2 separate regions of the Homo sapiens genome follow, and region 1 is linked to region 2. The links are chromatin loops, found by intact Hi-C in ENCODE. Cell type or tissue: PC-3. All regions are shown on one strand. Each heading gives the region's core, and the rest is flanking DNA. Links, peaks and the distances in the headings are about the cores only.

Region 1 (5,398 bases), core at 258-5,257, 370 kb after region 2:
ATCCACATGCAAATGACTGCAGTTGGACCCTTATTTCACTCAATATGCTAAAGTCAACTCAAAACGGATTATAGACTTAAACATAAGACTTGAAACTATAAAATGAATAGAAGAAGACAGTAAGAGAAAAACTCCTTGACATTGTTCTGGGAAATAATTTTTGGATATGACCCCAAAAGCACAGGCAACAAAAGCAAAACTACAGAAATTGGATAGTGTCAAACCAAAAATCATCCTCTGCACAACAAAGAAAACAATCAACACAATGAAGAAACAACCCATGGAATGGAAGAAAATATTTGTAAACCAGCATATGTTGGTTAATATCCAAAATATACAAAGAACTCAAACAACTGAAGAGTAAAAATAAAAATAAAATAAAATAACCCAATTTTAAAGTGGGCAAAGGACCTAAATAAACATTTTTGCCAAGATATAAAAATGGCCAGTAAGTGCTTATCATAACTATTATCAGGGAAATGCAATTCAAAACCATAACAAGATATCACACCTATTCAGATGGCTATTATCAAAAAGATAAATGATAACAAGTATTGTTATCACAATCTCTTTTACCTGTGAAATCTATGCGTACAAAGTTTTAGTCATAAATAGGAATTGCACAAAGCAGCTCCATCTCCTAAGGCTGGGGCAATAAAGGAGGAATCGGGTGTTATCAGAAGCTAGAAGTGTGAAGGTGAGGGCCTGGACCTGAGCCTCAGGTTCTGAAGAGGTCGCCGCCTGACTGCTGCTGGTACCCTCCAAAGGCTGAATCTGGAAGTAGCAGAGGGAAAAAATAAACACTAGAACAAATTGCTGTTGTTTATAGGAAGGTCCTTTACTGAGATGACTCTAATAAGAAAAAAAAAAAAATGGAAGCAGCACTTTTTTTTCGTACCTCCTGCTTCTTATTTTCTCTCCATTGTACCCTATTGGAATACTTTAACAGCAAAGGAAGAATATAGTTTTCAGAATCCCAGGAGCAGAATCATAAAGCAAATGGAAGGTGAGTTCAGAGCTGAAAAACAATACCTTAATAACTATCCCAGCAGGAATACTGTAATTTCAATAGGCTGAATGAATTGTAAGTAGAGATTTTAAACTGTTTTCAATTTTATAATTCATGTCTCATTAAGTCCCAATATCTACAGTAAAAAAAAAAAAATTCATCTAAATAAACTTACCTTTGTAGAACTGGTACATTTTAAAACTTCTATTATCAAAGAAATGACTGTCAGTTCTAAAGCCCTAGAGCTAAGTATCATTCTTATGGACTGCACATTACTGATAGTGATAGAAGACAACATTTTCACTACTTCTTAGTTTTACCAAATGTCAACTGAGTTGCAAGTTGCATTAACTAGGGAATTTCCACTTAGCTGTTTTGGACATTGGTTATTCCAGAAAGTATTTCTTTTAATAATATATGCTTAGTGGATTAGTCAGAATTCTCCAGAAAAATAGAACAAATAGGATACAGAATACATATTAAGAACTATGTAAAATTATATACTATATATGAATAGATATATGTACAGACAGAGAGAGAGATTTATTATAAGGCATTGGCTTACATGACTATGGAGGCTGAGAAGTTCTGTGAACTGCCCTCCATAAGCTGAAGACCCAAGAGAGCTGGTGGTATAATTTCAGTCTGAGTCTAATGGCCTGAGAACATACTCTTGAGCATGCATTAGCTCTTAGAAGAACCAATGGTGCAAATTACATTCTAAGGGCAAAAAAAGACCAATGTCCCAGCTCAAGCAGATAGGCCAGAAGTAAAAAAGTAAATTTCTCTCTTCTTTTTTTTCTATTCAGGTCTTTAACAGATTGGGTGATGTCCACCTACCTTGGGAAGGACAATCTACTTTGTTCAGCTAACTGATTCAAATGCTAATCTCACTCAGAAACACTCTCACAAAGATATCCAGAAATAATGCTTAAGAGTTTGGGACCAGCCCGGCCGACAATGGTGAAACCCCATCTCTACTAAAAATACAAATATTAGTCAGATGTGGTGGCAGGTGCCTGTCATTCCATCTACTCCAGAGGCTGAGGCAGGAGAATGGCTTGAACCAGGGAGGTGGAGGTTGCAGTGAGCCGAGATGGCGCCACTGCACTCCAACCTGGGCAACACAGCAAGACTCTGTCTCAGAAAATAAATAAATAAATAGTGCTTAATCTGGGCACCCCATGGCACATCAAATTAACACATAAAATTAACCATCACAACAAATGAATTTATAAAACTTTAAAAAATCTTGATCTGCCATAAGTGAGATGCTTTTTGTTACATGTTCATTAAATTAGAGATCAAGGTCTATAAAATAGAAAGAAATAGATAAGTAAAAAGAAAGAAGAAAAAATGCATTGTTAGTATAGATAACTTTATATTTCCAATATATTACTCATACTAATAACTGGAACTCTTACACATCTTGTTAAGTTGATAGATTTTTATGTTATATATTTTAGGATCATTTTAATTTTCAAGTGTCATGTAAAACTGAGTTCTCAGTCATCAGTAGACATGTAATCCCTGTTATTTGGCATGGGTGCATGACTAAACTGAAAAAAATGACTGAATGAACAAATAAATGAAATTAAATGCTCTCTGCTCTGGGAAATTTTCAGGAAGACAAATTCACCAAATGCATTCGGTTTATTAGAAGTGTATATTCATCAGCACACTGGTTAAACTGTATTTTACAATATAAAATACCTAGTTACAACCTATACTCACTAGGATAAGTATTACCCTCCCTTTTGAAAAAATTATAGTACTTATCAATATCATTAATATCAAAATTGCAATTTGATTGATTGATTGATAAAATAGATAGATTGAGTAAAGTTCCTTGATTCTTGAACATTCCGGAATTTCAGACTTGGAATAGATACAAAAGAGAAAGACTGGACTCCTTATTAGTATGGGCAGGTTAGATCTTGAGAGAAAAGTTATAAAATGTGACTATGTTTACCTCGGGTTAACAAAATGAATCATCCCAGCTATATACATTCATAGCAGGTTTGAGAAAAAGTACATGCCCTTGAAAGGAAGAGGATAAATTGGGTATTGCATCTATTCGAAAACTTAATTATAAAGAATTTACTTTTGAAAATTTGCTAAGAATTTCTACAGTAATTGATTCAACTTTTCTTTGTTACTTTTATTCTATTTCAGAAATATATCATCTTTTCTTTGAGACTTTTTTTATTCATTGAAAGCCAACATAGTCAGGAAATTGGGTTCTTCTACTGAAGACACTTATCAAACAGATTGTTTCAAATTGCCTTGGCTTGGAGACAGAGAGAGTCAGTTTCAGTAAAAGCACTGTTTATTTTAAAAGGAAATATTCATTTTAAAAATACTGATTAAAATTTATTTCTCAGACTTAGAAATGTATCCTTAATACAAAGCTGTCACCATTATTTTACCTGAACAATGTTTAAAAACATTATTACAAATATATATACATATGTACAGTGTATGGAAATATTTCATCTTACCATTTATAACCAAATAACTTTAAAGTTGAGCAAGGAGCTTTCTTCTGAGTATGCATAAACAGATGTTATTCTGTTTCCTCCAAAGATAAGCCTTGGGCAGAAACTTGTATAAATTATGTCTCTAAATAAATCTCAATAATGCTTCATCTGAAATCAAACAAGTAGGTTATATAATTTTCAAATGTTGGAACTGTCTAGTCTTTTTGTTTCTAATTTAATTTTATTATTTTCAGAGAGCTTGACATATCTTAACACAAGTTTTTTATGAACTTGTGTTTCATTAAAAACTCGTGTTAAGATATGTCAAGCTGAAAATACTTTGAGCTGAAAATATTTTCTAATTTTCTTACCCTGTAACTTTTAATAAGAGTAGGTTACATAATTCCAAATACTGGGGAATGTTCTAGATTTTTTATCTTTAATGTAATTCCATTCTTTTCAGAGAACTACTCTGCTGTATTTATATCATTTGAAATACATTAAGATTTGTGCTATAGCCCAACATATGGTCTATCTTGATAAATATTCCATATGCACTTGAATACATATTCTGTAGTTTTTATATCCAGTGGTATGAAAAATTAAGTGAGCTTGGTTGACAGTTTTGATCAGATCCTTACTGATTTTTTGCTTACTCATTTTACCAAATACTGAGAAGAGTGGCTTAAAATTCTCAACCCTGATAATTAATTTGTCTCTTTTTCTCTCATTGGAGAGTTGTCATAGATGTTTTGTTTTACATATATTGTTATAGAGCTTTTACATTTACATCTAGGCGTCTTAGGTCTTTTTGATAAATTGTTTCTTTAGCAAGTGAAATACCCTCTGATAGCATTTCTTGTCTTGAAGCCTACCTTGGCTGATATTAATACAGCCATATCTCCTTTCTTTTGTTTAGTGTTTGCATGGTATATCTTTTTTTCCTCTTACTTTCACCTCTATATTTAAAGCACATCTTGATTACATCTCTGATAGTTGTGCTTTGTCTTTTAATTGCCTGACAATTTCTGACTTAAAATTGGAATGTTTAGTCCATATATATCTAATGCAATTATTGGTATAATAGGGCTCATATGTCAATATGGCCCTATTTTGCTTTCATTTGTTTTGTTTTCAAATTTTATTCTACACTCTTCTGATTGAATTAACTGATGAGTTATACAATCCAGTTATCTTAATGAATACTGCCTTTTGATTTATATTTAACTTTCCATTTAAAAAAAAATCTAGCTACTATTAAGCCTACTGTAAACTTTCCACTGCAGTTCTTGCATCACTTGTTTAGTATTTCCATTTTGTTGCATTTTTAATTTCTATTTCTCTGCTGAGGTTCTTTATATAGTTACTCATTGAGACCATATTTTTCTTGAAGTCCTCGAATGCACTTATACTGTTCTAAGATTTGTCTCCTAAATCTCACATCTGAGCCATCTTGGAGTGTGTTTCTATTCCCTCGCTATATTTTTTTGGCTATGAGTCAAAATTTCATATTTATTTGGAGAAACGGTATTTTTATTATATTTTGGATATTATAATTGATATATAGATTCTGAATTCTGTTATCTTTCTCTGCATAGTGTTGATTTTTCTTCCCTAGGCAACTATTGACTGAACTTTTTAAACATATATGGGCTTAGATTTATGTAGTGTTAGGATGGATTTACCTCCTCTAACTTGTGAGTATTCAAACTCCTAGTTCTTACTATCTCATATATTTTGGTTTGGCTATGTTTTAAGATTTAGGGAAGTCTAAAGTAGGCCTTATTATATAATGTGGGCCTTATGTCAAAGGCGTGATCCTTCTGCCATGTCAATTAAATATCCACGTGTTAACAAGGTCTCTCCACTCAGGCTGTGCTGGAACTCAAATGTCTGCTACCACATTGAT
Region 2 (5,398 bases), core at 185-5,184:
CAATTCCACATGAGTGAGGTCATGCGGTATTTGTCTTTGTGTGCCTGCCTTATTTCACTTAACATTGTATCTCCCAAGTTTATTCATGTTGCTGCAAATGACAGGATTTTATCCTTTTTATAGCTTAATAGTATTCCATGTGTGCATATATATCACATTTTCTTTATCCATTTACCCATTGATGGTGATGTTTTCATTATTGATTATTCATCTGTTTTAAATATCAATATTTATTTTTATGAATATTTATGAATATCTGTTTTGCTATATAGTTGTATTTTCTTTATTTTGTCATAGGTTTTTCAGCATTGATTTTTCAGATATTTTTTTCAAAAATTTTTTTACAATATGTGAGTGAACTTCAAAGAATGACTTCTAATTGTTTGTGTTCTGGTTTGTCACCACATTTATCAAAATCATTTAAAATTATCTTTATGTTGGACTGACATTATCTATAATACACCTTCCTTACTCAAAGGGCCTCAATTTTTATTTGTAACCCAACAAATGGAAAGACTGGTCTCGTAGCTTGTTCAAAAATCGAAAATGAATAGTTGCCAGTTGGAGAACAGGTCTTATTTCGGGTAATGTTTGTTAAAAATAATATAAATATTAATGAATAGAAGTTTATACCATAAGGCAATATATTGGTTCAATTGATTATAAATTCCATAGGAAGTCTGACTTCATAGTTGATTTAGCAATGCCCTCAATAACATTGTGTCTTTCCATTCTTCTACTATGGCTTCCACAATGCCAGGAGAATTTTGAGATTTCGACTCATCTATTTTTATAATATGACTGCCAACCACTCTGGTGAAGAAACTTACTTAGGCAGAGGGGTGATGGGGGACAGAAAGAAAGAGCAAGTGAGAGAACAAGAGAAAGGGTTGTTTTTACCAAAGAATCAAACAAATAATCTTTTTAAAATTCTGATTGAACTGATCTGAACCAGTGACCAGTGATTGTAGCCTAGGAAATGCTGTTAACAATTTTCATGGATCTGACTTCAACACCAGACCAAATGACTATGGGAAAGGGTGTAGATATCTTTTAGTGGAAGTGTGTATTTTCTAGTTAATAAACTGTATTCTTTCTTTCTGGATGTTGTCAGGATTTATTTTTAAAGTGTATGTGCGTGTATACAGATACAAATATATATCTTCAGTTTATTTTTCCAAGCCCAGAATAATTTTCTTCAATACAGCCATATATTTTAGTTGCTCTGGCTTCTTTCTCGGGAATCTCTAGAATTTAAGTTTTATGCTCTGTATTTGTAGTCAGTAGGTGTTAACTCATCCTTTTCTTGACTTTATTCTTCTACTCAGATTTATCATTTTCCACACACATCACTGATCAAATGTACATAGTGTCAACTCTGCATTTTAATACACATAATGTGAAATGTATTTCTGCTCTTGAGTTTCAGTTGCTTTGCAATTCTTCATTGTTTCACTTTCTCTCTGTGTATTTTTTCCTGTTGTCTTTTTATCTAGGTCAATTCCTTCCTAAGGGTTTTCTGCTTCTATTTCCTAATAAGATATATGTTTTACATTATATTGATGATTCCAGATATTGCCAAGAAATTTTTCCTTTTTAGGAGTTATTTTCTTCTTTTGAGGTTTTAAAATGCTTACTATGCCTTGTTTTTGTTTTGTTTTTATGGTAAGCTCCTGTTTCCCCATTGTTTACCCATTGAAATATAAATAGATACGTATCCAGACCTGGTGTTTGTCAATAGGTGATGTGTTTGGTATGCCCTTGAATCATATATCTATTGTTAATATTAGGATACATTTTATCAATAGCTAAATATATATTGTCAATAACTGTCTATACTTTTGCTGTAGCAATTCTGTATAGCAAATAAGTCTAGTGTTACTAGCAATATATTTTGCCATTTAACTCATACTAAGGGTCAGCTGTGGGTTGCTGTGATTGTGAAGGTTTGTTGTTATGTTGCTTTTTAAAAGACTGCAGACTTACTGTGGTTTTGTTCCATCTGTCTCCCTATTCTAACATGCAAGTCTGCTCTCTCATGACTTAGGGGAAAAGCAAAAGCACCCAAACCAAACTATGTAATGACTGAAGCTTCTGCCAGGATGGAGCTAAATTTATTGTACTTGCATCCCATTGGTCAAATTATGTCATATTATCAAGCCCTAAATCAGTGAGGCAAGGATGTATACAATTTCCATTAGATGCACAGGCAAGACACATAGCAATAGCTAAAAAGATTTAATTCTGTTATGAGGAGACAAAAAATAGTTAGGGATAACTATCTAGTCTACACCCATCAATTCATAGGATAATTTTTAAAGTGCTGATTAAATTAAATTTTAAAAGGCTGGTTCTGCCTTTGAGAACATGAGAATATTTTATAGTATTTTGGAAATCTTAGAAAATGTTATAGGTGCCACCATGTGCACTCTTGGAACTGGAAATTTAAATTCATGAGAATAATTTAAAATAGACACATTAAGCACTCCTCACAGGTAAAAGGGCAAAGTCCTTTCTCTCCTTGCAAAATATCAACATTTTTTCCAATTTCGGTTCTATCCCAACACTATAAAATTCTGTTACATATTTTATGATAAAGATAAGGAGAGCTTTTAAATAAAAAAATGCAAAACTCTGACACTGTTACTCATCCTGAGTCAGAAATGCCCGTCCTGCATGTTACTTATTTTCCCTCAATACATCTTATGATATCCATGTAAATATGGTTGAACCACTCCTTTATGTACAGATTTTCAGGTTCTATACACTTATAAACCAACATCTATAAATATAGATGTTATTATTGTAAGATATTTGAAGTCCTTGGGATATTAAAATATCAAAAATGAAACAAGGCAAAACATACCCAGGCCCTACTTAACATCAATTAAATCAAAATCTCTGGGGATGAAGTCATAGCTAATGATTCAAATGTACTTTCAAGGCTGATAACATTTTTCTGAGAAAGGCACAATTATAAGATATCACCAGGTAACTTTACTAAATTAAAAATTAAAAATCTTATATTAGAGAAATATTGGATTATGCTTAATCCTGAAACAATGCTTACCCTGGGACCTGAGATTAACACCTCTATTTCAAATTAAAGCTACCCTCATTATTTTCTATGCCCCTTGGATAGTAGTTGACCACCCTTCTCATGCTCTACAGCTGATTTATGAAGATATCTTTTAGACTCACACATAATGTCTATATGAATTTGGAGAAAAACCCCAAAAACCCATAAAATATAGTGTGCATGACCTTGACCATTTTTGGGGGGAGAATTAGATGTGTTGGTCTTATGAGGTCCACACAAAGCCACATTATCACAGATGGAAATACTGCACCTGGAAGAAAATACCCAACTGAAAACCTCAAATTCATTCTGTATCTATATAGGCATTGTCCCTGTGTAGGCACACAAAACATCATGTGCAAAACCCATGCATCTTAGAAGGCTATTCATCCACACCACAGTCCGACATTTCAAAAGGGCAAGCAATAGAAAAACCAGAGGTTTCCCAATGCTTCAAAAGTTTTAGAAAATTCATTAAAATATTTTTCATAATATAAGCCAAATCAGTGGTCTTTGTCTTTTCATTAAAGATATTTCACAACTCTTTCAACTTTTGAATGAGGGAAGTCATTTTTTTTAGCTTCACCCCGACTAGGCATATGAATTGTTTTTCCTCCTTGCAGTGACTGCAGTTAGCACATGCTGTCAACATGAGTTAAGTTCTATGTAAGATAATATTCAACAACAAAATAAACTATGACTGTTGAATCGTAACTTCTAAAATAAGGTATATTCTGATGGGGATTCATTGTCAAGATTTCCTTAATTCAGCCTTAATTGTTTCTAGACCAGTGGTTTGCAACCCTCAGTGCACTGAAGAAATACCTGTGGAATTTTAAGATATTGAAGGTCTCAACCCCAGATAGACATTTATAGTAAGTTTAATGTGGCATGGGAGGGGTGAGGCACATCTGTACATCTATGCTGTATACGTTCCATAGTGGCTTCTTTCTTATAATCAGTCAACTTGACTATCACTACACTCCAACTTACTGAAATTTTTCTTATTTGCCTGGATCATATTTCTGATTCACTAAAAAAATACTAGGTTTAAGCAGATGTGAGATAAATAAATCCTGGGAGAAAACAGGTATTTCAATGTCTAGCTGAATATCAACTTACTTCCTAGGCTTGCAGCTCTTAGTTAATCTCAGTGTCTGTGTCAACTGTTTTCCTTCATTACATGGAGAAAAATTCCATGTGGTTTGTTCTCTTAAATAAAGAATTGCCCCTTTGGTATTGGAAGTGAATAAAATCAAGCCTAGTACTACAACACATTTGCCATAAGTAGAGCAACTTTTTCACATGATACTAAGTACTTTGGTGGTCCTGGGTGCTGTTCCTATGTGTTTAGAGTGTTTTACAGTGTTAGGCCCTTCTAAAGCTCCCACAAGTTCCTTTTCTAGAGAATATTTATGTACTGATTAATTCTTTTTATGGAAAAATATCCAAGAATGCCTTAAACAAGCTTTTAGGATAATTATTTAAAAGTATTTTGTGCACTCATGAAATCAAAGTTTATATCTGAGAGGAAGTATAATGACTCCAAAACCATTAAGTGCTAAGAATGATAGGAAAATTTGGTCAGCATGTCCATAAAAATTATGGGTAGGCTGAAGGAATATCCTCATTAGAAACAATTTTTCATTGTTTCTCATTCTAATGGGCTCTCTAGTCTCTCTCATCTGCCTACTGGAATGGAAAATGAGTGGTGGTTCTAGATATCTTTCCCCTCTGAGATGTGTCCACACTGGCTATTATTACCACTTACAGCATGGTTGTAGTCTACATAACCTTATGAATCATAGTCTAACTTGATTACATAAAATTGCAATTGCCTCAGATTGACTAAATAAATGATGTTCTGGTTAAAAATATACTACTGGTTTGAGTTATTGTGCAAACAATTTTTAATCTTATTTTATAAATCACAACTCTGAGACAATTTCCAGAAAGCTTGCTTAGAGGTAGAGTGGCTTGTTCCCTGGTAGCATTTGATCAGCACCAAGACATTCCTTTAATATGGGAAGTTCCAGTTGCCTTGTTTTCACTAAAAAAAACCTATTTTATAAAAATGCTGAATTATTCCATTGGTCTCTCAAGCTAACATGTCAACTCTTTTATTTTTATTTTATTCATTCTATTAGAAACTATTTTGTGAATTATCTGACACTTGTTTACTGCATTAAATAAAGCTATTTCTAGCTACAATTACAAAGTAATGTGACTTCTGTCAATATTCCTCATTTTCTTTTAAGTTTACACAAATACAAAGTTACACAGGCAGTTTCCACCTTTTCTTATTTTACACCTCTTCTT

The links. A loop is a pair of places that touch in the nucleus more often than their neighbours do. Peaks named below come from ENCODE experiments on the same cell type or tissue, not always from the same donor. Only the 100,000 strongest peaks of a DNase experiment are listed, where the experiment ranks them.
Region 1: a loop joins it to region 2, with 2.0 times the contacts of the local background. A loop is called at or near these places in 1 of 110 quality-filtered maps.

What each region holds. Positions count from the first base shown.
Region 1 is chr10:64,591,863-64,597,260 of GRCh38, reverse strand. All of the region lies in intron 4 of LOC124902439 (a long non-coding RNA gene), which reads right to left. All of the region lies in intron 2 of LOC105378335 (a long non-coding RNA gene), which reads left to right. Among named protein-coding and RNA genes, the nearest start is that of LINC02671, 330 kb to the left of the region's middle. In PC-3, for the core only: no CTCF peak of the experiment used is centred there; no DNase peak of the experiment used is centred there.
Region 2 is chr10:64,957,363-64,962,760 of GRCh38, reverse strand. No RefSeq gene overlaps it. Among named protein-coding and RNA genes, the nearest start is that of LINC02671, 36 kb to the right of the region's middle. RefSeq lists an enhancer at 2,976-3,145. In PC-3, for the core only: no CTCF peak of the experiment used is centred there; a DNase peak (open chromatin) is centred at 2,670.